2 separate regions of the Homo sapiens genome follow, and region 1 is linked to region 2. Evidence: chromatin loops called from intact Hi-C (ENCODE). Cell type or tissue: endothelial cell of umbilical vein. All regions are shown on one strand.

The links. Peaks named below come from ENCODE experiments on the same cell type or tissue, not always from the same donor. Only the 100,000 strongest peaks of a DNase experiment are listed, where the experiment ranks them.
Region 1: it touches region 2 in a loop (2.5-fold over the local background); 1 of 110 quality-filtered maps calls a loop at or near these places.

What each region holds. Positions count from the first base shown.
Region 1 is chr2:62,474,210-62,476,709 of GRCh38, forward strand. It overlaps a transcript of TMEM17 not described here. Among named protein-coding and RNA genes, the nearest start is that of TMEM17, 31 kb to the right of the region's middle. RefSeq lists an enhancer at 1,407-2,139. In endothelial cell of umbilical vein, no CTCF peak of the experiment used is centred here; a DNase peak (open chromatin) is centred at 1,402; H3K27ac peaks cover 910 bases.
Region 2 is chr2:63,053,205-63,055,704 of GRCh38, forward strand. OTX1 (orthodenticle homeobox 1) reads left to right here. Exons shown (of 5, transcript NM_014562.4): 4 at 843-994; 5 at 2,297-2,500. Among named protein-coding and RNA genes, the nearest start is that of OTX1, 3.6 kb to the left of the region's middle. RefSeq lists enhancers at 434-1,380, 1,027-1,076. In endothelial cell of umbilical vein, a CTCF peak has its summit at 1,163; no DNase peak of the experiment used is centred here; H3K4me3 peaks cover 143 bases; H3K27me3 peaks cover 2,358 bases.

The DNA.
Region 1 (2,500 bases), 580 kb before region 2:
TTTTATAAGAGACAAAACTTCCAAAATAGTTCAGTTTTGCAGTCCAGTTGCTTTGATAGGAAAATTGTGTGGAGAGGGATATTTAAATGAGATCTATATCTGTGGTGAGAATAGCTCCATTTCCCTGAAATGTTTGCAGCCACAGCATTCCATGTCCACAGGCTTGCAAATCTCTCCCAAAGCTCAGCCCACAACCTGCTCTTCAACCCACGCTGAAGCTGCGTCTGTCTCCAGAACAAATAATACTATGTCTTTCTTCAGGCCATGAAAGCACGGTAACGTTCCTACATAAAATAGCAGCAGCTAAGGGGTCTTTGTTGAATTAAACAGGAGGCAGCAAATTCAGGACTAGATAATGAACACCTACTGTATGGCAGCTACTGGGGAATACAAACATGAATAAGACCTTACCCCTTGAAGAGGATCAGAGGGCCGGTGAACCCATGGGAGACACAGCCCAGGGTGCCCTGGGGGCTGGTAGCATGACAGACTTTTCTAGTTTTGGCTCTGAAAATTCCACATCCCAGGAAAACTACCCTAAACCCATATCCCCAGTCCCAGTTAAACTGGGGCTATTATTCATCTTCCGAGGGTCTCTGACTGTTGGAATCTGTTTCCTCATCTCGTTCCTTGCCTCTATCCCACCCCTGCAAATAGGCTTTTGAAATAAGCCAGCATTTAACTTCAGATAATAATAATGATTGATAATGAAACTAAAAACAGCAACAGCAATCTACCCTTGATGATAGTTCACCACCCCGGCTGCCTATTGGAATCACTTGGGACGCTTTTTAAAAAGATCAGCACCCAGGTCCTATCTTAGAACAATTAAACCTGATGTTCTCCAGGTGCTTTCCATGTGCAAGCAGCAGGAGAAACACTGCCTAGGGTTTAGGATGCTGCAGGAGAAGCTCCAGGAGAAGCAGCAGGAAGGGGGCTGCCCAACCCTGGTGTATTTCCTGGGGTGTTTTCAGCTTCTGAGCCAGACCAAGGCCACTCAAGGATGGTGAGGACAGACCCGGCAGGTCCTAGCACAGATGCTAATTTGGGAAGCAGCCTCTGAGCCGCACCACAGGCACTCCACTGTGTCTGTCCTGTCTTGGGGCACAGCGGCAGAGGCATGCCCACGCAGCCGGGCTCAGCGCCTCTTCGAGAGGGACCGCTGAGTGCGGCTGTCCTCTCCAGTGGGCCCGGGAACCTACGAGAGTCCCTGCCCACCCATTTCCAGCCCCCTGGCCTTGCTTCAACAAGTCACGCCTGGGCTGTTTTCTAGGCTGCTGCTCCCTGGCGGTTCTGGGTTTCCCATTTGTCACCTCCGTGAGAGAAATTAACAGTTTTGCCAGACCCCATATAAACAGGAAGGCAAGCTGTTAACAAGAGCCTCCTGCCCTGCTGCCAAGCCCAGAGCTCACGTTTCCTTTCTCAGAGCCTGTCAATTGTAAAGAGGAGAAAAGAAAAGAATGGGCTCTCTCTGGGCACTGTATGGGTTCTCTTGCGGCCACTTGAATGCCAGTGTCGGGCTCGCTGACAGCTGGGTCTGCAGCTGGCTGGTTTTGTCTGTTTTTTGAGGGACAGTCAGGGATAGCCACTGATTAAATCAGGAACAAAACATGACTACACTTGCGGCTGTGCAGACCAATGCTGCTGAACAGCAGAGAACAATTAATTGCCATGTTGTGGAATGTGTGGATGGGGGCGGGGAGGCAGTTGGCAAATGTAAGAATGTGCAGGAAAATGTCAAGCAAATGCTCGTGTTCATTAGAAGCTGAGGGAGAGGGAGCCAGCTCAGTGTGTTCCCAGGACCTACCACGGTGTCAGAGCTCTGGCCACTGCCTGCGTGCCCAGCAAGCAGCCTTCCCACTGGGGGCGGTCAGCCCACTGATGTGCTGCAAGGGGGTCATGCTTTGTCAAATAAGATAGGGAGCCCCTCAGCTCTTGGGGTGGCAGTTGTATCCATTTTCTTGAATATAGGGCACAAAAATGCCCATTTTCTATGTATGTTGTTGCAGAAAAAGGCTGGCTCCCTGCAGGTTTGCTGTGGGCTTCACTCTAGGCACTATGCAGCATCTACTGTGATGCTCTGGAAGCTTGCAGCCTGACTCTTATCCAAAAACCAGACAGGGAGGGCATTGGTGGGAGGCAGCAGTCCCTCAGCCTTCCACTACCACCAGGTAAGAAGATGGCTGCTCTTCAGTGATGCAGATTCACAACAGCTTCTGCAGAAAGACAGGAGCGGGAGGCTATGTGGATACAGGCACTCTTCAGCTTATGATGGAGCTACACCCTGATAAACCCATTGTAAGTAAAAAATATTGAAGTAAAAAATGCATCTGATACCCTGATAAACCCATTGTAAAGTTGAAAAATCCTAAGTTGCACCATCATAAATCAGGGACTATCTGTATGTATTTAAGCTAGGGAAGTGAAATGCATTCATATATTAAAAGAGATGGAAAAGAAGAAGAGCAAGAATGGTATCCAAAGGGGTCTGGAATAGCTG
Region 2 (2,500 bases):
GGGCCCACTGTCTGTTTACAATACAGGGCCCACTGCCGGCGCATGGGGCAGAGTCGTGGGCGTGTGAGGTGGCCAGGGCTGAGAAAACGCGCAATATGCGCCTTCCCGGCCGGATCACCGGCAACCTTTCTCCGGTTGTGGTCCCACCGCCAGCGCAGAGCTCATTTACTTGCGGATTCGCTACCCAGGGGCGGCTAGTATTTTTCCTTTTTCCCCAACATGGAATGTGTAATCTGGACACTCGTTAGGCCCTGACAGAAAGAGCCAAACTTTCCTTATGCGAAGCGGCAGGCTGCACTGAAGGAGTATTCTTCCTCCCTAATTAAATTGTCCTCTAAATCGATGTCCTGCACCCATTTTTGCGCTGCTGTAGAGGACGACTTGAGCCAAAGCCGGGGTTTCTTTTTTAGCTCCCGCTCCTTTACCTCATTTATTTTCTCCGAAAGTGTTTTTCAGGTCGTGTTTCTGCCTACCTCTTCCCCACTCCCTGTCCCCCATCCAGAGTGTGTGTGTGCGTGTGTGTGCGTGTGCGTGTGTGTGTGCAGGGGAGAGGGGATGTAGAAGAAGGGAGATTGTAGACTTCTCTTAACTTTTTTAACCTCTGAGAGGCATAGAGAGGGGCAGCCCTCGAATCTTGGAGACACTGGCTTCTAGTCGCACATCTGCACTTTCTCCCACCTGTGGCCTCTCAGGCTCGGCCGCCCGAGGGAGTTTCTTTTATTCCCAGTTCGGCTTTCTTTTGCGAAGGCCGAGATCTGGGCCTGCCAGGGGCCTGCCCGAGTCCTCTATCGCGGGTCCACGTGGCCACCAATGACCCGCGGCGCCCCCGCGTGTCCCCGCAGCCACTCCGCGGAAGCAGCGGCGGGAGCGCACCACCTTCACGCGTTCACAGCTGGACGTGCTCGAGGCGCTCTTCGCCAAGACTCGCTACCCTGACATCTTCATGCGGGAGGAGGTGGCGCTCAAGATCAACCTGCCGGAGTCTAGAGTCCAGGTGCGCACTCCCCGGGCTCCAGGGTCTGGGTAGGGGAGCTGAGGCTGCTCGGGGAAGGTCTAGGAAGGCTCTTGAGTAGTTCTTGAGGAGACCATCCTGTGGGGGTGGGCTTACAGACTGGGCAGCCGCTCTCGGACTCCCCCTAGCGCTGGGCCCCAGCCAGGAAAGGGGGCAAAAGTTAAAGGAAATGGCTTAGAGCCCTGGATTCCGCCTTTAGCCCTAGGGCGCCTTCGGTGTCGGTATCGAAAGTACTTTTTAGAATTGCCGGAGGACTAGGGAAGCTCCCGAATGTAAAGCGCCCTGCGGGCCTGACACTTGCCCCTGCTTCTTCGCCTGCCCCAGGACTTGGCAGTTTCCCTTAGAGGCCTGAATTCTGCCTCTGCCCTTGTCTTCCACCCCGGGAATCCTAGAAATGGAAGAGCGGAGATTGGCTGGAGCCTGGTGCTCTGCCTGGGTCTCATTAGACGCTTCCTCTGCTTACAGAGGATGCTAAGTGCAAAATCCTGCTGCCGGCTTTCTTATTTCTGTTTTTGAGATGAAAGGGTTCCGATGATAACGTTCGGATTCTAACTCAGAACTCTCCTCAAGAGTCTCGCCTCCTTTACTCGAAAGCTTGAGAAGGGGGACCAGGAATGCAGTGCCATGTGCTGGGGCTCTCCTAGAAGAGTAACCATTCCATTTGGTTCCCCACCTGGAGCCAAAGGGCCAACGAAATCCCACCCAGGCTTCCTTCCCGAGTCCCTCAAGTACTACCTCTGTTTAGCCTCTGGCCTTGCTCCTACCCCCACCCAAATACTCGCCCTGCCCAGTTCTGGCCTCCAGGAGCTGCTCAGTGAAACGGCTCAGGCCCTAGACTTGGTGACTGTTCCACACTCTTCGGCTCTGTACCTCTCCACTGTTGCCTGAGCTCTGTTAGTAGAAAACTGGGCCTCCAAACACACACGGGGCCTCCAAACATACACGGAAGCAGCCAACAGCAGCAATTTAGAGATGGCAGAACTTCTGACTGGGCAGACTGAAATATTCCGCCCTAGGGCAGAGTTGCGGTAGGGGTGGGGAGGTGCGCATCCCTGCTCTGGAGCCAGCTGAGGAGGGGCTTTGAGCAGAAGGATGGGGGAGGGTGGAGGAGCTGGGAACCGAGGTAGGGGGCAGGGTCTGGCCAGGCCAGAGACAGGAAGGGGCGGAGGCCTCGGTGAGAAAGGATTGCGATATTCTGGACCGGGAGTTGGGTCCGCGGGGCGGTGGAGCAACAAGCTCCCCTAGCTCCCTTTGACCCACTCTCCCCCATCCGGCCCACTGCAGGTCTGGTTCAAGAACCGCCGCGCCAAATGCCGCCAGCAGCAGCAGAGCGGGAGCGGAACCAAGAGCCGCCCAGCCAAGAAGAAGTCCTCTCCAGTGCGGGAGAGCTCGGGCTCCGAAAGCAGTGGCCAATTCACGCCGCCAGCTGTGTCCAGCTCTGCCTCGTCCTCTAGCTCGGCGTCCAGCTCTTCCGCCAACCCAGCGGCT